Linked DNA regions of Homo sapiens: all the other regions are linked to region 1. Evidence: chromatin loops called from intact Hi-C (ENCODE). Cell type or tissue: mammary epithelial cell. All regions are shown on one strand.

Region 1 (8,000 bases):
GAAACACACTGTGCATGCTCTCCTCCCAAGTGCTAGTAGGCCACTGCACATACAGATAGCCCACCCCAAGGGAAGAATCTGGGGAGAAGGGCTGCAAGACCCCCAAAGTATGCCAACTCCAAGCCAAAAGGTCAAACTGTGCACTTGATCTCTCAAGTCGCCCACTTGGCCCTCTCCCAAGGGTACTTTACTTCCTGTTCTAAATCATTTTAATAAACTTTCGCTCCTGCTGTAGAACTTGCCTTAGTTTCTCCTTCTGTGTTATGCCCTCAGTCGAATTCTTTCATCTGATGAGGCAAGAATTGAGGTTGCTGCAGACTCATATGGATATGGATTCACTGTCAGTAACACTCTCATCGCAAAGTGCTCACCCTTGGCTTAAGCCTCTTAGCTCATAGCCTTGCTGACTCATACTCTGAGTGCTGCTTGAACTCACTCCTAAGTGAGATATTTCCACTCTTTCCTTCGGAATGGGGATTTTCTGTGCTTTCGCCACTTGTGGATTCCCTATAGCACTATAGTAGGGCTGTGTGGATTGAAGGGATCCAGTGACGTTTACTGAGTAATTGAGAAGGTACTGATCTCTAAACCTCAGTGCTTCATGTCCTTCCCTGTGATCTTGGAATGTAATTCGTCACTACACGTTTGGCCAGAAATTGTCCCCAAACTTGCCAGCCCATGTCTTGATCTCTCAGTGACCCCTCCCTTCAATCATGGCTCTCTTTAATATCACTCACCTAGAGCCTTGACTCACCAAGAGTCTTGCCATGGACTCTCTTTTTCTCTCCTCTGGACCTCCAACCCCAGTCTGTCTCCCCTGGGTTCCCCTAGCCCCTGCCCCTCTCTCTACAATGGCCCCAGTCTCACCTCTTCCCCTCTCTCAGCCTCCTCTCAGCCCAATTCAATACAGCTTTATTCTCTAGAGCCTTCTCTGCAGCCCCTGTCCCTGTCACTGTGCTGTTGGATTTACACCAGACTCTCTCCCCTCCCCTTTACAGCTCTCCCACAGCCCTTCCCCAGAGCGGTCTCAGGGCCAGAGGCTCTCCCCAGCCCAACTGGGACCAACACATTCCAGTCTGGTGCAGCAGGGTCCCAGGTGACTCATGCCCTTATTTAGCAGGCAAGGAGAAGCCTAGCTGGATGGCCAGAAGGCAGGCTACTGGGAAGTTTGAAACCCTTTAACAGAGCCAGCAGGCCGACCACATCATCTCTGGTCACTGAGCTGTTTCGTGACAGTCCAGGTTGCAGTCCAGGAGCAAGTTGTGCAGTCCAGGAGTAAGTTGTACAGTCCAGGAGCAGGCTGTGCAGCCGTGCTCCAACGCTGTAGGCCCTCTTCTCTCTCTCCCTCTCTCCTGATACCTAGGCCACACTCACTTCCTGGCCTTCCAGGCACTCCCACCAGTCGGGGCCACCGGGACTCTGGGCAGTAGGTTGCCAAAGAGAGCTTTGCAGCTGTGGCATCCCCACCAAAGCTCCAGCTGCAGGCACTGCAGATTTCTCACCTGCTGGAATTGCAACCCTGTGGTGCACACCTCCCCCATCCTTCGGGTGAAGGCGGCACAGGACAAGCCCTGCACTAGCCAGCCATGTCCCAGATCTGGTTAGCCAAGGCACGTGGACACCTGAAACAAGGATCCGAGCAAGGTAAGTAGTTGGGGCCGTAGGAAAGGAACAGGTGGCCATTGCGCTCTATGGCCACCAAGATGCATGCAAGGGTGTGGTGGGAGATAGGGCTGAGGGAGGGAGCACCTCAGGACCAACTCCACCCCTCATAGCTTGGAAGCCCTGCCAACATCCCACTTTCACACCCCAAACTTGGAGGTGTTGAAGCCACCACCAAGGTGCGAAAACCACTTTTTTCTTTCCTGCCACGCCGGGAGAGCGCCCTGCAGAGTCAGATCCTGAGAGAGTAGGCTGCCATGGGCCTCTGTAGAGCTGGAATTCTCCCTAGTCTGAGAGGTGCAGCCTGGGCAGAGACGCCTGAGCCCCCTCTCTAGAATGCAGGTGATGACTCCCTACCCTACCTAACACTCGGAGAGGGCAAGGATTTCCCTCTGCTCCATCCAGCTCCAAGAAGCTTTTCTCCACTAAGCCACAGTTTATTCATATGTCAAATGGGGATACCAAAATCCATGCACAGAGCTACTGTGAGGATTGCAGTCGGTAATGCATGTGAAAAAGCACAACACAGATTTTGGCAGACAGTGTGCACTCACTTTTACTTCTTTCCTCTTGACTCTCCAACCTTTAAATGATAGAATTCTGGCACATTTCCTGCGGGGTTGGATTCTGCACCACCTAAGCACAAATCATGCTGAATTAGCTACCTCAGCATCAGGCTTAGTAGGAAAGTGGGGGTTGGCAGACAAGGTCCAGAAAAAACAAACAAACAAAAAAAAAAACCAAAAAACAACACCAGAGAGGAGAAACCAAGGTGACTGAAGAAATTCAGGAAGAGAAAGAGGCCAAGAAAGTGGAAAGAGACACCAGCAGGGACATAGAATCTGAAAACAAAGTGGAGCTCTGGGGATTTGAACAGGGAAACTACAGGAAAAAAAATTAGACCCCAGAAAAAAATGGGTGAAGCCTCAGAGATCTAGAGAGGATACTAGAAAAACAGATGATGCCACAGGGACATAGGGGATAGGGAACTCCAAGAGACCAAGAAACCCCAGAAACCTAGGAAAGAGGTAAGATTACAGAAAATGGATGAAGCACCAGTGATACAGGGAAGGGTCTCAAAGAAACAGGACTGCAGAAAAGGCATAGAATCATGAGGAAGAAGAGAAGCGTTCCTAAGAGAACAGAAAACTGCAGAAGAATATTAGAAAGGTATTGTGCCAGGGATTTAGGTAGGGGAACATGGAAAAGAGAAAAGCCCACAGGTCTCAGATGGCAGATAGGAGGCAGGACTAGCTTGCAGCTCCCACTCAGACAGACAGAGCAGCATGTGAAGACTCACATCATGAACTTTTGCTCCAAGAACTACCGCAGGAACATACCAGGAAAACTGAGAGAATTCACAGACCCTCTGAAGGAACTGGAGCCACTGTAGGCTCCCTGAGATACCAAAAAACTGAGTCTACTTGCTTTCTCAGCAAGGATGCTGGTGGTCACTCGGTGCTGTTGGGGGTGGGTGTGCACAGTGGGAGTGAGACTGGCCTTTAGAACTGCAGGCTCCTTGGGAGCAAGGTGAGGCCTGTGACTGTCTGATTTCCCCTACTTCCCTGGTTACCAGTATGACTCAGCAGAGGCAGGCATAATTCCCCTGGGACTATAACTCCATTGTCCTGGGAACCACACAATCGCAGTGAGCCCTGCCCAAGGACAGTGTGAGCTCGAGTAGTCCTATCCCTGGCTCCACCTGGTGGTGTTTCTCTACCGGCCTTGGTTGACGAAGACAAAGGACATAATCTCTTGGGAGCTCTGTGGTCCTGCCCACCACCTGAGAAACCTGAATACTAAACCAGGCGACCCCAAGGCAAGTTTCTCTCTATACTTCTGCAGCTGATACACTCTTGAAAGCACTACCTCCTGGCTGGATGCCAACAAACAACCCTCCTAGATTAAAGCAGGAAGAAATAGGAACTCTGAACAGACCAATAACAGGCAATAGGAAAAGGATTCCGTATTTAATAAAATGTACTGGGAGAACTGGCTAGCCATATGCAGAAAATTGAAACTGGATCCCTTCCTTACACCTTATAAAAAAATTAACTCAAGATGGATTAAAGACTTAAATGTAAAACCCAAAACTATAAAAACCTTAGAAGAAAATCTAGGCCATACCATTCAGGACATAGGCATGGGGAAACACCAAAATGGCACATGTATACATATGTAACAAACCTGCACATTGCGCACATGTACCCTAAAACTTAAAGTATAATAATAATAAAATTTTTTAAAAAAAGAAAACGCCAAAAGCAAAAATTCACAAATGGTATCTAATTAAACTAAAGAGCTTCTGCACAGCAAAGAAACTATCACCACAGTGAACAGACCACTTACAGAATGGGAGAAAATTTTTGCAATCTATCCATATGACTGAGGTCTAATATCCAGAGTCTGCAAGGAACTTATACAAATTTACAAGAAAATAACAAGTAACCCCATTAAAAAGTGAGTAAAGAACATGAACAGATACTTCTTAAAAGAAGACATGTATGCATCCAACAAACATATGAAAAAAAGCTCAACATAACTGATCATTAGAGAAATGCAAATCAAAACCACAATGAGATACCATCTCATGCCAGTCAGACTGGTGATTATTAAAAAGACAAAAAAAAATTAGATGCTGGCAAGCCTGCGGAGAAATACTCTGTTGGTGGGAATGTAAATTAGTTCAACCATTGTGGAAGACAGTGTGGCGATTCCTCAAAGACCTAGAACTAGAAATACCACTTGAGCCATCAATCCCATTACTGGGTATATACCAAAAGGAATATAAATTATTCTATTATAATAGAATAATTATAATAATAATTATAATAGATACATGCATGTGTATGTTCATTGCAGCACTATTCACAACAGCAAAGACACGGAATTAACATAAATGCTCATCAATGATAGCCTGGATAAAGAAGATGTGGTACAAACACACTGTGGAATATTATGCAGCCATAAAAAGGAATGAGATCATGCCCTTTGCAGGGACATGGATAGAGCTGGAAGCCATTATCCTTAGCAAACTAACGCCAGAAACAGAAAACCAAGTACTGCGTGTCCTCACTTATAAGTGGGAGCTGAATGATGAGAACACATGGACACAAGTGGGGAATGACATACACTGGGGCATTTCAGAGGGTGGGGGGTTGGAGGAGGGAGATCATCAGGAAGAATAGCTAACGGATGCTGGGTTTAATACCTAGGTGTGGGCTGATCTGTACAGCAAACTACTGTAGCACACATATACCTATGTAACAAACCTGTACATCCTGCACATGTACCCCTGAACTTAAAATAAAAGTTGGAAATAAAAAAAAAAACAAGGAAATCCTTTTTTGTCCCTAGGTCACAAATACATTTTCCTAATTTTTTTTAATTAACTTTACAAATTTTTACTAACTTTACATGTTTCATCTTTAATATTTAGATGTTTAATCAATTTTGAATCCATCCTTGTATGTAGTGTTAGCCAGGGATTCAGTTTTATTTTTCTTAATATAGTGAGCCAGTTTTTCCAACATTATCTACTAAATAATCCATTCTGTCCCGATTAATTTTTGGTGGAACCTTTATTGTATATTAGGTTTTCATTTATACTGATTTTTTTTCTTACTTGTCTGCTTCCTTCAAATGAGAAGATCTACTTGACAGCAGGGACTGTCTGACTTGTATGCTCAGGACATAGCACAGTGCGTAATGCATAGCGAGTGCTCCATGAATATTTCCTGATTGAAATAATAAATAAATGCAGCAACCATAATATTTTTTCTGAGCCTATTAATTGACCGCAACTTGGGATAAAATATTTTCAACTTTAAAGTGAACATTTATGTTTCATGTATTTTGCAATAGCCCATTAAAAAATGGCCCCATTCTCTCCTTTCAGCTAGCTTGTGATCTGAGGAAGAGCACACAATGAAGAAAATAAAGTAATTCATCATTATTTTATTTTCTGAACATCTCCCATGTGCAAAGCCTTGTGCGAGGTATTTTACATGCATTATCTCATTTAATTAAAATCGAGTTGTAAAAATTAGAATGTGTCCAAGGGCATTTATGTCTCTAATAAATTGAGTTTTGAAATGACATATGATATGAATTTTGTTGTGATGAGCATTGGTTTTCAAAATTTTTAGCAGCTGATTAATTTTTATCTTTTAACAAACCCTTAACCAATAGATGAAACAACCAAAAGAGTTACATGGATTCCTCCAGCCATTTACATTTTTGCTGCTAGGTCAGTTGTGAGACAACCCCCCTGCCCTGCCACCAGAAGCCTCAGCTTCTGAGCAGCACAGCATGAAAATCACTGCAGTGAGCAAGAAAGAACTGTAGGTTCCAATGCTTCACAAAACTAAAGTATTAAGACAGGCCACTTTTACTACTTTTCTCCATTTTCTGATTCCTTGCTGCATTCCAGAACAGGGTTCTTTCTTCAAACCCTGGATTCCAGTGTCTTCTGTCTATCTCTAATATGTTTGTCATTTATTTTGTTACTTTGGTAAAATATGAATAACATAAAATTTGCCCTTTTAACCATTTTTAATTGTACAGTTCAGTGGCATTAAGTACATTCACATTGTTGTACAAACATCACCACCATCCACCTCCAGAACTTATCATCATCCAAAACTGAAAACCCACACTCATTAAACAATAACTCTCCATTGTCTCCTGACCCCAGCCTCTGGCAACCACTATTCTACTTTCTGTCTCTATGAATTTGACTACCATAGGTATCTCGTATAAGTGGAATTGTATAATATTTGTCCTTTCCTGACTGGCTTATTTCACTGAGCATAATGTCTTGAAGGCTCATCCATGTTGTAGCATGTGTTGGAATTTCCTTTGTTTTTAAGATTAAATTATATTCAATTGAAAGTATATACCCCATTTTGTTTATCTATTGATGGACATTTGGGTGCTTCCACTTTTTGGTTCTTGTGATTAATGCTGCTATGAACATGGGTATACAAATATCAGTTTGAGTCGCTGCTTTCAATTCCTTTAGGAATTACACCTAGAAGTGGAATTGCTGGATCATACACTAATTCTGTTTAGCTTTTTGAGGAACCACCATACTGTTTTCCATGGCAGCTGTAGAATTTTAAATCCTCACAAGCAATGCATGAGTTCCAATTTCTCCTCATAACTGACAACACTTGTTGTTTTCTGATTTTCTTATAATAGCCATCCTAATAAGAGTAAGTGTGAAGTGTTATGTCATTGTGGTTTTGATTTGTATTTCCTAATGATTAGTGATGTTTAGCATCTTTTCATGTGTTCATTGACCACTTGTATGTCATCATTGGAGAAATTTCTATTCAAGTTACTTGCCCATTTTTAATTGGGTTGTGTGTTGAATTATAAGAGTTCTTTATATATTCTAAATACGTGACCCTTATCAGATTTATTATTTGCAAATATTATCTCCCACTCTTAGGTTGTCTTTTCACTTTCTTGATAGTATCCTTTGAGGCACAAAGGTTTTTAATTTTAATTGAATTCAACTTATCTTTTTTTCCTTTTTAATCTTGTGCTTTTTGCGTCATATCTAAGAATCTATTGCCAAACCCAATTCATTAAGATTTACCCGTGTATTTTCTTTTAAGAGTTTCATAGTTTTAGCTTTTACATTTAGTTCTTTGATCTATTTTGAGTTAATTTTTGTATGTGGTTTGAGGTAGGGCCCCAAATTTATTCTTTTGTATGTGGCTATGTTGTTGCCTCGGCACCATTTGTTTAAAAGACTATGCTTGCCCATTAACATGTTTTGACAGTCTTATCAAAAATCAGTATTGAAGATATATGGGTTTATTTCTGGATTCTTAGTTGTAGTCCACTGATATATATGCCTATCCGTATACCAGAACCACATTGTTTGATTATTGTATCTTTGCAGTAAGTTTTGAAACCAGGAAGTGTGAGTCCTCCAATTTTGCTGTTCTTTTTAAAGATTGTTTTGGTTATTTGCAATTCCTTGAGATTTCATATAAATTTTCACATAGACTTTCCTATTTCTGCAAAAAACATCATTGAGATATTGACCATGATTGCATCGATACTATAGATCATTTTATAGTATTGACGTCTCGATAATATTAAAGTCTTCCAATCCATGAGCTTAAAATGTCTTTCCATTTATGTGTGTCTTTAATTTCTTTAGGCTATGTTTTGTAGTTTTTAGCATATAAGTCTTCTTTTTTTTTTTTTTTTTTTTTGAAACAGAGTCTTACTCTGTCACCCAGGCTGGAGTGCAGTAGCAAGATCTTGGCTCACCGCAACAGCAACCTCCACCTCCTGGGTTCAAGCAATTCTCCTAGCTC
Region 2 (8,000 bases), 540 kb before region 1:
TGCACCAGATTTAAAAGCTACCAGGAATCAATAAAAGTGGTTATGCAATTTTCCTACAGGAGGTTAATGGAGAGTCAATACTAGGATAGCAACTTACATACTTTCTCTAAATTTAAGCCAAAAGCTGAGAATTATTTCCTAAGATGGCAGAATGTCCACAGTTTAGGTGGGTGTCACCTTTAGGACAGGAAAGTAATGAAGGTGATGGAAAAGTAGCAACCAGAATAAGGAGTTTGGGAAAACACAATATAAGGAGTTTGGGAAAACACAATGTTACTAAAAACAAAGGAAGGAGATCTGGGGACTGTTTTGGTTTAAATTTGAAAGTTTTGGGCCAGACAAGACTATAGGTGAGGGAGAATAAAACCAGACACTGTGAAAAATAAAAGTCATTGGTCTTGGTACTAAGCATGCTATTGAAGAGGAGCAGGTTGAAGTCAGAGACATCTGGAGATAAAGAATGGTAGGAAGAGATGAATACAGACTGTTAAGGAAGAGATAGGAACATGAAGGCACAAAGTACAGACTTCACATTTATGTTTTTATACATACTCTCCCACACACTCCAGATTTCTACAGTCAGAGGTGTGGGATTCAAAATAATCATATGCTTGATGAATTTGGATTTATCTGGTACAGCAGCCCAGATTAAAGGAATATGGGGCTTAGGAGCAGCACAGAAAAAATGACTTATGATTTCAGGTGATAGTCATTTTAATTGGAGTCAGCTATGGCTGGTGCTGCCAACAAAGCAAATGGAAAAAAACTGCATTCATGGAATATTGGGTCCCAGAACAAATGTAGTGATGGCCCCACTTTACCCCAAGCAGCTCAGGCTTTACCCAGAGCACTTTTGTCAGCCCTAGCCCCATGCTTAGATGAGGACCTGCAAAAAGCTGATCTTATCTATAAGAGAACAATTAGGATGGATCCAAGATTTTGCCAGGACCAGTAAAAGGAGTTGGGGATATTTAGCCTGTGAAAAAGATGGAGGAGGGTAGAGATTGGATGTGGTCTCTGTATTCAGACCTCCAAAGGGTCATCATGGGAAAGAAATAATATACAGGACCTGTGTGGCTGTAGGGGAAGAATTAAATAGCTAAAGTTATTCAAAGATAAAATGAGTTGCCTTAGAAAATAGTGAGCTCTACCTCACTGGGTATTTCCAAGTTCAAAATCCATAATTAGTTGTTGGAGATACAAGAGTCAGTGGTGAAAGGGTGAGTTTTTGAATGCTCTGAGGATGGAAAACAGTTGTATGAATGCATGACTGATTATCCTGAAGAAGATGACTCAGGGGTCACAGTCTCAGCCCTCAGACCTCTCAAAGGCTGTCACAGGGGAGAAAACAATCGGTGTGGGCCCAGGAGGCAGAGCTGGGACTCATGAGTAGAAATTACAGTTGAGACAAATTTTGACTCAAGTGGAAGATAAATTTTAGAAGAGGCAATGCTGTCCACAGTTGGAATAGGCTGCTTTGGAAAGCTTGTCTCAGAAGATGAGCAATGAGGAGCTATCAACTTACCTTTTACTCAATCCTGGCTGCTCATTTTAATTATCTAGGAGCCAGTGTTTAGCTGCCATCCCCAGAGATTCTGATTAATTAGCTTTGAGTGTAGCATGTGCATAGAGATTCTTTTAAGTTCCCTAGGTAATTCTAATGTGCAACCAAAGCTGAGAACCACTACAGAGAAATGCCTACAATGGTAGTGTATAGTAGGCGGAGAGCTTATGAAATGAGAAATGAAGTTAGGACCTGATGGGATTGAATAAAGTAATTTCTAAGATCACATCCAGCCTGATACTGTAACATTGAATGAGCCAAAATATGTTACCCTTTTTCAAGGAAATTTGCATTTAAAGAGGTCCATAGTACTCCAACAGTGCTAACCCTAAACAAATGAGTTCTGATTAGTATAATTTCATATCCCACAGTGCCTAGTGAGTGACATAGTTTGGAGCAGTTTTTAAATCATAGCGTGTAGCTAGCAGTCTATATTGTTCTTCCTCAACATAGGCCCAGGGGATGAGAGTTCCTTGAATTACACCTGAAACTCATATGGAGGCCTCTGACTCCCAACTTATTGGCAATGAGCTGTATTTGGGTTTGATTCAAAGTCCCAGGAGCTTTCTCAAGAATTATAGAGATGACTGTCCAGTGGATGTGGATAGCAATATGTAGTATGTATTTAGAGAGGAGGTGGGTAGGCGAACAAAAGTCAGAGCTAAATGTGGCTAAAGTAAAAGACAAAAGAGACAGAAATGGAGAGACAGAGAAACAGATGGAGAAAACAAAAAGAGATGGACAGAGATAGAGAAGCAGCAATAGAACACACACACAAGGGAGAAATAAGCAAGAACATGTGATCAGTAGTCCCCATTCCATTTGGCATCTAGATTTTTCTACAGAAATTCTCTTTTCTTCTTCAGAGCCTAACGAATGTCAGACAACATTCTAGGAAATATAACATTCATCATATATTTCCAGCCAGAAAATCCATCATGCTCCTAAAGATCCAGTGCTTCCAGCACTTCCAGTGTATCCATTTGAATCAGTGCTTTAGAGGGCAGATCTGTTGAAAATACAAACTATTTTGTGACCAGCCTGGCCAATATGGTGAAACCCTGTCTCTACTAAAAATACAAAATTAGCCAGGCGTCGTGGTCATCGCCTGTAATCACAGCTACTCAGGAGGCTGAGGCAGGAGAATCACTTGAACCTGGGAGGCGGAGGTTTCAGTGAGCCGAGATCGCGTCATTGCACTCCAGCCCGGGCAAAAAGAGACAAACTTCGTCTCAAAAAAAAGAAAAAAGAAAAAAGAAAAGAAAGAAACTACAAACTATATGTGGCTTTGGTTAAATCCAAACTCCACATGGGAATCCCCAAGCAACACATGTGGGATCTCAGAAGGCTGAAAAAATTTCTTCAGAATTCTGGAAAACAAAACCGCCTGGGAAAGGGTTCACTGTCATCCAGGACTCCAAATTTTTCATCCGTATATTCTAATCTTCTTCCCATGAAGTTGTATCTACATTTGGGGGCAGGCACGTGTCAAATAGACTGTCTAAAACACCAACCTCAGCCTAGAATTGGACTTTGGTCAATTTAAGAAGCAGAAAGGCTAGGTCTAAAGAAGTCTGACCTACCCAGAACTTCAAAGGTCTCTCATTGTTTTTTGACCATTTCCCATTGGATGCTTACTTATCACAATGTTTAGCTGGCAGAAACTCTGGCTTCAAGCCTTCTGTTTCACTGCACTTATGTCTCCCAGACATTTCTCATGTTTTTAAGTTTTCCCAGTGTGACCCGGAACTGGCTCCGTTTGTCTGCTCTTTCTTGTAGTCTTGACTTGACTTCAAATTTCTGAAGGCCCATGGATCACAGTTGCACTCTATCAAGTTCCCTAGCAGGGCAAAAATGTGAAGTCCTGAAATGTAACCCTAGAACAGCCCATACAAGAAACTCTTTGGGGTAACATTTCCTCTTCCACTTTGAGTAATTCTTTCTGACCCTGATACTACCCTGGGTCCTTAGAGATTCTTCTGAACTATGCCTTTAAAGATGTTCCCTTACTCTGCCTACTGGAGCTCAGTGTATACACAGTCCATTCAATTGGAGACTTCCTACCCGTAGCACAAACACATCAGAAGTTCAGCCAGTACATGCCAGTACAAGCTTACCTGTTATCTAGGGTTTGTGACAATTCTGAACGATCATATTTCCTGTCACTAGTTGGTGCTATTGTCATACCAAATAATTAATATTTTAAACTCTTACTAGTAACAAACGTTATGCCTCCTACTGAATAACTTAGCACACATTAAAACATTGGTGAAAATCTTTAGTCTTCAAAATTTTGCCTCCTAATATATGGATGCTCCACCTCAATCTCACACTCTTGGGAACAATAATCTCCTCTACTTCTACTCATCTTGATATGTGGCTCTCATATACCAAATTTCTTCAAGCCGTCCTGCTTTAATTTTCTTCCTTTTTTATTTTTATTTTTTCTGTTTTACAGTAGTACCTATTCACCATTTACATCAGTCTACCTGGTTTTCTGAAAACAATGTTTTTGGATTCCCCTCCGCCATACTCCAAAACTATGAATCTCCACAAAGGGTGGCCTTTCATCCGGGACTCTCAATATTTGATCCACATATCCTAACCCCCTCCCTCATGAAACCAAACAAGATTCTCTCTTAAGCATTATCACCTTTGAGTTACGAAATCCTAGAATGTCAGAGCTTCAGGGGGATCTTTAAGATAATCTACTCTAACCTTTCCATTTTCAAGAAGTGGAGAAACTGAGGCCTGGAAAGAGGGATGATGTTCTGTAAGAACCCATATAAATTATGTGAAATTTTTCTACCTGGCAGAGAACACTTACACTCATTGGGGTCTATTTGTCTACACTGACACAGGCTCATATCTTTCTTGTTTTTGCTTGTTTGTTTTAACGGCTTTATTTTGAGGTGCAATTCACCAATCTAAAGTGTACAAACTAAATGATTTTGGTATATCACTGATATAGTTTAGATGTTATTCCCTCAAAATCTCATGTTGAATTGTAATCCTCAGTGTTGGAGTTAGAGCCTGGTGGGAGGTGTTTGGGTCATGGAGATTGATTCCTCATGGTTTGGTGCTGTCCTTATGATAGTGAGTAAGATCTCACGAGCTCTGGTTGTTTAAAAGTGTGTGGAACCTCACTCCCCAACTCTCTCCCTTGCTTCTGCTCTCATCATGATACATGCCTGCTCTTCCTTCACCTTCTGCTATGAGTAAAAGCCCTCTGAGGTGTCCCTGGTAGCCAAGCAGTTGCCGGTGTCATGCTTGTGCAGTCTTCTGAACTGTGAGCCAATTAAGCTTGTTTTCTTTATGAATTACCCAGCCTCAGGTATTTCTTTACAGCAATACAAGAATGGCCTAACATAAAAAGTTGGTACCAAGAGTGGGGTATTGCTGAAAAGATACCTGAAAATGTGGAAGCAACTTTGAAACTGGGTAACAGGTAGAGGTTGGAAAGTTTGGAGAGCTCAGAAGAAGATAGGAAAATAAGGGAAAATCTTGAGCGCCTTAAAAACTAATTAAATCATGGAGACAAAAATGCTTATGTGATGTGAATGGTAAAGTCCAGGCTTATGAGATATCAGTCAGAAAGAAATGAAGAACATTTGGTGAACTAGATCAAACGTCACTCTTTTATGCCTTAGCAAAGAACTTGGCTGTATTGTGTTCATGTCCTAAGTATCTGTGAAACTTTGAACTTAAGAGTGATGACTTCAAGCATCTGTTGAATAAAAGTTTTTAACCAGCAAAGTGTTCAAGATGTGGCCTGTCTGCTTCTAACAAACTATGCTCAGATGTGAGGGCCAATCAGTGACTTAAAGTTGAAATTTATATTTAAAAGGTGAGCAGGCACATCACATGAGAAAAGCAAGAGCAAAAAGAGAGAGAATAGGGGGAGGTGTCACACTCTTTTACACAACCACATCTCATGGAAACTCATTCACTATAATAAGGATAGCACCATGCCAGGAGAAATCTACTACCATGATCCAAACATCTCCCAACCAGCCCCATCTCCAACGTTGGGGGTTACAATTCAACATGAGATTTAGAAGGGACAACACCTACATTGGGTATCACCTACATTGTTAATTTTTAAAAATTGTAGTAAATGTGCTTATACATTGGATACAAAATTAGACATTTTAACCAATTATAAGTGTACAATTCAGTGGCATTAATTACATTTATAAGATTTTGCCACTGTCACCACTATCAATTTCCAAGACTCTTTTACTACAAACAGGACTTCTGTACTAATTAAGCACTAAGTCCCCATTCCCCATTCTCTATAATTTTGCTAACCTCTAATCTACTTTCTGCCTCTATACATTTGCTTATTTTATGTGGTTCATACAAGTGGAATTATATAATATTTGTCCTTTTTTGTCTAGCTTATTTCACTTAGAACAGTGTCTTCAAGTTTTAGTCATGCTTTAGAAAATATCAGAACATTACTCATTTAATGGTTGAATAATATTCCATTGTATGTATATATCACATTTTGTTTATTCATTCATTTGTTGACAGACATTTGTGTTGTTTTAACCTTTTAAATAATACAAATAATAGTTCAATAAACATTGACATATAAGTATCTGTTCACATCTCTGCTTTCAATTTCTTTGGGTATACACCTAGGAGTAGATTGCTTTAATTTATAAATGGTAGTGATTTCCCCTAATTCATTTCTTACTTTGCTTATTGAGTCTTCTCTTTTTTTCATAGTCAATCTAGATAAAATTTGATCAATGTTGTTGATAGTTGCAAGGAACCAACACTTCATTTTTCCTATTTTCCTATTTTCTATTTTACTTATCTCTGCTCCACTCTTTATTATTTTATTCCTTCTACCAGTTTTGAATTGTTTGTTCTTTTTTATTTTATCAAAGTGTAATGTTAAGTTGTTGATTTGAGGTCTTTATTCTTTTAAATGTAAGCATTTATAGCTATACATTTCTAACCTAGGACTGTCTTCACATTATACCTAAGTTTTGGTATGTTGTGTTTTCATTTTCATGTGTTTCAAGATATGTCCTAATTTCTTTTGTGATTTCTTCCTTGACTGAATGGTTGTTTAGAAGTATGTTGCAGAAACCACGGAAAGGGCAAGATGGCCTACTAGACACAGCCAGGTGTAACAGCTCCTACCAAGGAACTGAGATGACTGGAGGTGCTCCTAATAGATCTCCAGAGAGAAGGCAACAGGAGTCGATGTAAGGAAGACACAGAAGCTCGGCTGAATTGGAAGAAAGCTGGAAACACTAGGCAGGGCTGCAGTACACCCAGACTTATTCCTGGTCAACAATGGCTCCATGGGAATAGGTGAGTTGAACAGCAAAGAGCAACCCACTTTCAACATACTCCCTGGGACCCCAGCAGCAGGAGACCCCTTGACCAACACAGACACTCCAGTTGGCAGGAAGAGCTTCTTAGATAAGTGATAGGAGCAGCAAACCAGCTAATGTGGAACCCAGAGGGTTTGATGAAGGAGCATCTGTACAGAGAATGGCCAGAGACAGCCATCGTCCTAGGCTCAACTTGCTCCTGTAGGAGATGTTAGCCTTAGGGGAACTATCAGTTCTGAACTCTGCAGAGTGGTCTTGCCAATCAGAAGGAGCAGGTCAGACCTCAGCACCCTTTGGTCTGCTGGCCTGTCCTGGGGTCTCATCTGGCCACACCTGCTTGCAGGGCAACCTTCGGTTCCCTAGGGGCACAGACTATACATTCTGCACTTGTGGACCATGGCTGACTGGCAGAGAACTTCAGCAGGAAAGACCCTAGGGCCATGCAAGCCCACATGCTCCCTCCCCATACTGTACCTTCCCCTGGGATGGAAAATTCCCACATTGCTTTGCTGGCACATGTCTGTGCAGGTGGTTTTTGCTTTCCTTTCCCTGCCAGCATGCAGAGGTACAGCCTGAATCACCTCACCCCAACTGGCATTGCAGACAAACCATTGGTGGGAAAAATCCAGCCAGCCCCATCACTTCCATCATTCCATCCTTACACTAACAATGCACAGAGAACAAAAGATGATCTCCTGCCCTGAACAACTAACTATTCCTGCTTGTAGGCCATAGGGAAGGCACCCATACCTGCACCCATCAGTGCCCACCCCCCAAGCCACCACCACCTCCAGCACGACCACACACACTAGCTAGCAGTGTACCCCCTCATCCTAGCTGTGCTGTCTCCATCACTGTTGTGAAAGGCCACAGGTAGCTAGGCACACCAGCATCTCCTAGCACTGTGCTGCATCTGCCGATACTGCTGCTGATGCTGCCATGTGCAAATGAGAATGGATTTCACTGTCACCGCACAATGAAATGCTTTGGCTGGCACCACCCATCGAAGTGCAGGGACTAGCTGTCCGGGAGCACTTTGTCCCACCAGCACAGTGAATTTCTAACCTCAAAGAGCCACAGAA
Region 3 (8,000 bases), 49 kb before region 1:
TTGTGATACCTCCAGGTATGGGAAAAACTGAGGACTAGGGGTCGGGAGTGGGCCCCCAATGAACCAGAACAGCCCTATGGAAGAGTAGCCAGGCTGCCAAAAACAAACAAACAACAAAAACAAAATCCCCCAAAAAAACCCCATCCAAAAGACAGCAACCTCATAGATCAAAGGTAGATAATCTCACAAAGATGAAAAGGAATCAGTGCAAAAATGCTGAAAACTCAAAACTCTAGAGTATCCCCTTTCGTCCCAATGACTACAACACCTCTCCAGCAAGGGTTCAGAACTGGGCTGAGGATGAAATGGCTGAAATAACAGAAGTAGGATTCAGAATGTGGATAAAAATGAACTTTGCTGAGCTAAAAAAAAAAAAAAAAAAAAAGCATGTTGTAATTCAACACAAAGAAAGTAAGAAGCAAAATAAAAGAATGCAGAAGCTGACAACCAAAATAGCCAGTATAGAGAGAAACATAACCAACCTGACAGAGCTAAAAAACACACTAGGAGAACTTCACAATGCAATCACATGTATTAATAGCAGAATAGACCAAGTGGAGGAAAATATATCAGTTTGAAGGCTGTCTTTCTGAAATAACACAGACAGACAAGAATAGAGAAAATAATTAGAAAGAATGAACAAAACCTCTGAGAAATATGGGATTATGTAAAGAGACAAAATTTATGACTGATTGGGGTACCTGGAAAAGACAGTGATAATGGAACCAATCTGGAAAACATATTTGAGAATATCATCCAAAAGGAAGTATCCAACCTAGCAAGACAGGCCAACAATTCAAATTCAGAAAATGTGCAGAGCCTCAGTAACATGTTCCCAAGAGAAGATCATTCTCAAGACACATAGTTATCAGATTTTCAAGGAGGAAATGAAAGGAAAAAAATGTTAAGGGCAGCCAGAGAGAAAGGCCAGATCACCCTCAAAGGGAAGCCTGACTAAAAGCAGACCTGTCAGTGGAAACCCTACAAGCCAGAAGAGATTGAGGGTCAATATTCAACATTCTAAACAAATAAAATAAAGTAAAATAATAAATACATAAAAATTTTCAATCCAGAGTATCATACCTGGCCAAAATAAGCTTCATAAACAAAGGAGAAATAAGATCCTTTTCAGAGAAGCAAATGCTGAGGGAATTCATCACAAGACCTGCCTTGTAAGAGCTCCCGAAGGAAGTGCAAAATGTGAAAAAGAAAAACCATTAGCAGCTATTACAAAAACACACTGAAGTACACAGACAAGTGGCACTATGAAGCAACCACAAAAACAAGTCTGCAAAATAACAAGCTAGCCTCAAGATGACAGGATCAAATCTACACATAACAATACTAACTTTAAATGGCAATGGGGTAAATGCTCCAATTAGAAGACGCAGAATGGCAAGCTGGATAAAGAACCAAAACCCATCAGTACACTGTCTTCAAGGAACCCATCTTACATGCAAAGACACACACAGGCTCAAAATAAAGGAATAAAGGAAAATTTACCAAGCAAATGCAAAACAGAAAAAAAGCAGAAGTTTCAATCCTAGTTTCTGACAAAACAGAGTTTAAACCAACAAAGATCAAAAAAGACAAAGAAAGGTATTACATAATGGTAAAGGATTCCATTCAACAAGAAGAGCTAACTATTCTAAGTACATATGCTCCCAATACAGGAGCACCTACATTCTTTAAGCAAGTTCTTAGAGAAATTCAAAGAGACTTAGACTCCCATACAATAATAATGGGAGACTTTAACACCCCGGTGACAATATCAGACAGATCGAGACAGAAAATTAACAAAGACATTCAGGACCTGAAGTTAGTTCTGGATCAAGTGGACTTGATAAATATTTACAGGACTCTCCACCCCAAAACAAAAGAATATACATTCTTCTCATTTCCAAGTGGTACTTAGTCTAAAATTAATTACATAATTAGAAGTAAAACACTCCCCAGCAAATGCAAAATAGCTGAGATCATAACAGTCTCTCAGACCACAGCATCTTCAAATAAGAACTTAAAATTAAGAAATTCATTCAAAATCACACAACTACATGGAAATTGAACAACATACTACTGAATAACTCCTAGGTAAATAAAAAATTAAGGCAGAAATCAAGAAGTTCTTTGAAACTAATGAGAACAAAGAGACAACGTACCAGAATGTCTGGGATGCAGCTAAGCAGTGATGAGGGAAATGTATAGCAATAAATATCCACACCAAAAAGCTAGAAAGATCTCAAGTTAACAACGTAACATCACAGCCAAAAGAACTAGATAACCAAGAGCAAACAAATCCCAAAGCTAGCAGAAGACCAGAAATAACGAACATCAGAGCAGAACTGAAGGAGCTAGACACAAAGAAACCTTCAAAAAAAATCAACGAATCTAGGAGTTGGCTTTTTGAAAAAAATAGTAAGATAGACTAAAGACAGAAAATTCAAATAAACACAATCAGAAATGATAAGGGGAATATCACCACTGACTCCACAGAAATTAAAAAAAAACCATCAGAGAATATTATAAACATCTCTATGCACATAAACTAAAAAATCTAGAAGAAATTGATGAATTCCTGGACACATACACCCTCCCAAGATTGAACCAGGAAGAAATTAAATTTCTGAAAAAAACCAATAACGAGTTTTGAAATTGAGGCAGTAATAAATAGTCTACCAACCAAAAAAAGCCCAAGACCAGATGGATTCACAGCTGAATTTTACCTGTGGTACACAGAAGAGCTGGTATCTTTCTTACTAAAACTATCCCAGAAAAATGAAAAGGAGAGACTCCTCTCTAATTCATTCTATATGGCCAGCATCATCCTGATACCAAAACCCATCAGAGACACAACAAAAAAATAAAACTTCAGGCCAATATCTCTGATTAATATTGATGAAAAAATCCTCAAAAAACTACTGGCAAACCAAATCCAACAGCACATTGAAAAGCATATTCACCATGATGAGGTAGGCTTCATCCCCAGGATGCAAGATAGGTTCAACATATGCAAATCAATAAATGTAATTCAGGAGGAAGATGGTGGATAGGAGGCAGTACTAACTTGCAGCTCCTGCTCAGACATACAGAACAGCATGTGGAGACTCACATCTTGAACTTTTGCTCCAGGAACTACCACAGGAACACATGAGAAAAAAACAAAAGAATTAACAGGCCATTTGAAAGAGGCTTGTCACTGCAACTCCGTGAGACAGCCAAAAAACTTTGAGTGCCCAAAGCGTGAGACAAAGAAAGTACACCTCCAAACACACATCCTCACCAGGAAACCTGAAAATCCTGGTCACAAAAGAAGAATTTAACCTTACTTAGAGATGAAATGAATTTAGAGAGCAGAAGGAAATATAAAAGTAAAAGAAGCAATGGGAACAGAACTGTAGGCACTCTTGGCACCCAAAAAAGCCTAAAGAAGCCATTTCTGACTTTATCACATAGAAGCCCTTGGGGAGAGCTGCCAGTAAATTGGAGAAAGAACACAGGGAGAAGGAAACTTTCAGCTGAACTTTGTAATATTTCTACCAAATGTGAATTTACCTGGAGAGAATTGGGGGACAGGGGGAGTTGAACAGGAAGTGCAGTCATGAGCATGGAAGCCACAGAAGGTGGAAAGGAGTGAAGCCCTGCTTGCTTTCTCACTGGGGAGGCTTGTAGCCTAGAGCAAGTTCCCAGCCCTGCTCACTGGCTGCCTGGATATAAACTCAATTCTGTTGGGGAAGCATAGCAGGAGTGAGACTTGTTGTTCTGGCTATGTGGAAGCTGGGTGAGACTTGTCACTGCCAGTTTTTTTCACACTTCCCAGGAAACCTGTATGATGCAGCAGAGGCAGCCATAATACCCCAGGAATGTAACTCCATCAGCCTGAGAAATACAACTCCACTGAAATACAACTCCACTCCCCACAGCAGCTGCAGGAAGCCTCACCCAAGGAGAGTCTGAGCTCAGACATGCCTAAACCTGACCCGACCTGATGGTCTTTCTCTACAAGCCTCCCCAACCCCCACCATAGCAAAAGACAAAAGACATAATCTCCTGGGAGCTCTATGGCCTTTCCCACTATCTGAGAAACCTGAATATTTATCCAGGCAACCCTAGGGCAAGCTTGTATTCTCCCTATACTACAGCAGCTGATGCTCTCTTGAAAGCACCACCTCCTGGCTGGAGGCCAGGCAAATTGAACCCTTACAGCAATTCATGACAGAAAAATTTTATCCCGAGAAAAGAAATCAACAGCTAACTCCACTGCCTGTAACATCCTGACTAACCAGAGGTCCTGAGTCTATCGACATGACAATTTTACTGCCAGCACAACCAGCACTTGAGAAAACCAGCACAGTAAATAAAACTACAACCAAGGTCCCACACAGAGTGCGCTTCACTGCCCTGATACCTCCACTGGAGCAGGTGCAGGTATCCATGGCTGAGAGAACTGAAGACAGATCACATCACAGGACTTTTTGCAAATACTCCCCTGTACCAGCCCAGAGCACAGTAGCTATGCTGAGTGACTAAACCCAGAAAAGAAATAACAATCATTGCAGTCTGGTTCTTAGGAAGCCCCATCCCTAAGGGAAGCGGAAGGGCACCACATCAAGGGATCACCCTATGGGACAAGAGAATCTGAAGAGCTACCTGGGAGCCCCAGATCTTTCCTCTGAAATAGTATATCTAAATGAGAAGGAACCGGAAAAACAATTCTGGTAATATAAGAAAACAAGCTTCTTTAACACGCAGAAAAGATCACACTAGCTCACCAGCAATGGATCCAAACAAAGAATACATCTCTGAATTGCCAGAAAAAGAATTAAGAAAGTCAATTATTAAGCTACTCAAGAAGGCACCAGAGAAAGGTAAATATCAACTTAAAGAAATGTTTTGTTTTTTGTTTTTTTGAGATGGAGTCTCGCTCTATTGCCCAGGCTGGAGTGCAGTGGCGCGATCTGGGCTCACTGCAAGCTCGGCCTCCTAGGTTCATGCCATTCTCTTGCCTCAGCCTCCCGAGTAGCTGGGACTACAGGTGCCCACCACCACACCTGGCTAATTTTTTGTATTTTTTAGTAGAGACAGGGTTTCACCCTGTTAGCCAGGATGGTCTCTATCCCCTGACCTCGTGATCCACTGGCCTCGACCTCCCAAAGTGCTGGGATTACAGGCATGAGCCACCACGTTTGGCCTAAAGAAATGTTTTAAATGATACAGTGTATGAATGAAAAAATCTCCAGAAGAATAGATGGCATAAATTTAAAACAATCACAACTTCTGGAAATGAAAGACACATTTAGAGAAATGCAAAATACACGGGAAAAACTCAACAATAAAATGGAACAAGTAGAAAGAACTTCAGAACTTGAAGACAAGGCTTTTGAATTAACCCAATCAAACAGAGATAAAGAAAAAATAATTTTAAAATATAAACAAACCCTCCAAGAAGTTTGGGATTGTGTTAAATGAACAAACTTAGGAATAATTGGTGTTCTTGAGGAGGAAGAGAAAGCTAAACGTTTGGAAAGCATATTGGAGGGAATAATTGAAGGAAACTTCCCTGGCCTTGCTAGAGATCCAGACATCCAAATACAAGAAGCTCAAAGAACACCTGGGAAATTCATCTCAAAAAGATCATTGCCTAGGCACATAGTTCTCAGGTTATCTAAAGAGAAGATGAAGAAAAGTTCTTAAGAGCTGTGAGGCAAAAGCATCAGGTAACCTATTTAAAAACACCTTTTAGATTAACAACAGATTTCTCAGCAGAAACCCTAAAGCCTGTAAGTGATTGGGGTCCTATTTTTAGCCTCTTTAAACAAAGCAGTTGTCAGGCAATAATTTTATATCCAGCAAAACTAAGCTTTATAAATGAAGGAAAGGTACAGTCTTTTTCAGACAAATAAATACTGAGAGAATTCACCACTATCAAGCCAGTATTACAAGAGCTGTTAAAAGGAGCTCTAATCTTGAAACAAAACCTCAAAGTACACCAAAATAGAACCTTCTTAGAGCATAAATCTTACAGAACCTATAAAACAATAGCACAATGAAAAAAAAACCTAGCACAATGAATAGAATAGTATTCTATCACATCTCAATACTGACACTGAATTTAAGTGGCCTAAATGCTCCACTCAATAGATACAGAACAGCAGAATGGATAAGAATTCATCAACCAAGTATTTGTTTTCCTTGAGAGACTGACCTAACACATGAGGACTCAAATAATCTTAAGGTAAAAGCATGGAAAACAAACATTCCATGCAAATGGAAACCGAAAGTAAGCAGGAGTAGCTATTCTTATATCCGAAAAAAAAGACATAAAACAACAATTAAAAAAGACAAAGAGGGACATTATATAATGATAAAAGGATTAAACCAACAGGAAAATATCACAATTGGAAATATATATGCACCTAACACTGGAGCTCCAAAATTTATAAAACAATGAACACTAAACCTAAGAAACAAGATGGGCAGCAATGCAGTAATAGTGAGGGACTTCAAAACTCCACTCAGAGCACTAGCCAGGTCATCACCACAGAAAGTCAGCAAAGAAACAATGGACTTAAACTATACCCTACAATAAATGGACTTAACAGATATTTACAGAACATTCTACCTAACAACTGCAGAATATACCTTCTATTCATCAGCACATGGAACATTCGCCAAGACAGACTACATGATAGGCCACAAAAGAAGTCTCAACAAATTTTTAAAAATCGAAATTATATCAAGTACTCTCTCAGACCACTGTGGAATAACATAGGAAATCAACACTGAGAATAACCCTCAAAACCATGCAAATACACGGAAATTAAATAACTTGCTTCTGAATGATTGTTGGGTCAAGAATAAAATCAAGAAGGAAATGAAAAAAATTGACTGAATGATAATAGTAAAAAACAAAACAAAACAAAACAAAACAAGAAACCTATCAAAACTTCCGAGATACAGTAAAAGCAGTGCTGTGAGGAAAGTTTATGGCATTAAATGCCTATATCAAAAGTCTGAAAGAGCATGAATAGACAATCTATGGTCACACCTCAAGAAACTAAAGAAACAAAAACAAACCAAACCCAAAGCCAGCAGAAGAAAAGAAATAACAAATATGACAGCAGAACTAAAGGAAATTGAAAAAAAAAAAAAACAAAAGATAAATGAAACAAAGAGCTGATTCTTTGAAAAGAAAAACAAAATTGACAGACCATTAGTGAGATTATCCAAGAAAAGAAGAGAGAAGATCCAAATAAGCTCAATTAGAAATGAAACAGGAAATATTACAACTGATACCACAGAAATACAAAACATCATTCAAGGCTACTATGAAATACTTTATGTGCATAAACTAAAAAACCTAGAAGAGAAGAATAAATTCCTGAAAATATACAACTCTCCAGGATTAAACCAGGAAGAAAAAGAAACTCTGAAAAGACCAATAAGAAGTAGTTAGATTGAAATGGTAATTTAAAAATTGCCAAAAAAAAAAAGTGCAGGAACAGATGGATTCACAGCTGAATTCCATCAGACATTCAAGGAAAAATTGGTACCAATCCTATTGACACTATTCCAAAAGATAGAGAAAGAGGGAATCCTCCCTAAATCATTCTGTAAAGCCAGTATCACCCTAATACCAAAACCAGGAAAGGACATAACAAAAAATGAAAACCACAGACCACTATCCCTGGTCAACATAGATGCAAAAATTCTCAACAAAATTCTAGCTGACCAAATCCAACAACATATCAAAAAGATAATCCACCATGATCAAGTGGGTTTCATGCCAGAGATGCAGGGATGGTTTAACATACATAAGTCAATAAATGTGATACATCACAAGAACGGAATTAAAAACAAAAATCACATGATCATCTCAGTAGGTGCAGAAAGAGCATTTGACAAAGTCCAGCAATGCTTTATGACTAAAGCCCTCAACAAAATCGGCATAGAAATGACATAAGGTAATAAAAGCCATCTATGAGAAACCCACAGCAAACAGT

Evidence for each region. A loop is a pair of places that touch in the nucleus more often than their neighbours do. Peaks named below come from ENCODE experiments on the same cell type or tissue, not always from the same donor. Only the 100,000 strongest peaks of a DNase experiment are listed, where the experiment ranks them.
Region 2: a loop joins it to region 1, with 19 times the contacts of the local background. A loop is called at or near these places in 2 of 110 quality-filtered maps.
Region 3: it touches region 1 in a loop (2.9-fold over the local background); 3 of 110 quality-filtered maps call a loop at or near these places.

What each region holds. Positions count from the first base shown.
Region 1 is chrX:65,867,395-65,875,394 of GRCh38, reverse strand. No RefSeq gene overlaps it. Among named protein-coding and RNA genes, the nearest start is that of MIR223HG, 140 kb to the left of the region's middle. In mammary epithelial cell, a CTCF peak has its summit at 3,375 (motif pointing left); a DNase peak (open chromatin) is centred at 3,294; H3K27ac peaks cover 1,068 bases.
Region 2 is chrX:66,404,317-66,412,316 of GRCh38, reverse strand. No RefSeq gene overlaps it. Among named protein-coding and RNA genes, the nearest start is that of EDA2R, 230 kb to the left of the region's middle. In mammary epithelial cell, a CTCF peak has its summit at 3,704; no DNase peak of the experiment used is centred here.
Region 3 is chrX:65,916,677-65,924,676 of GRCh38, reverse strand. No RefSeq gene overlaps it. Among named protein-coding and RNA genes, the nearest start is that of MIR223HG, 95 kb to the left of the region's middle. In mammary epithelial cell, no CTCF peak of the experiment used is centred here; a DNase peak (open chromatin) is centred at 3,886; H3K27ac peaks cover 1,593 bases.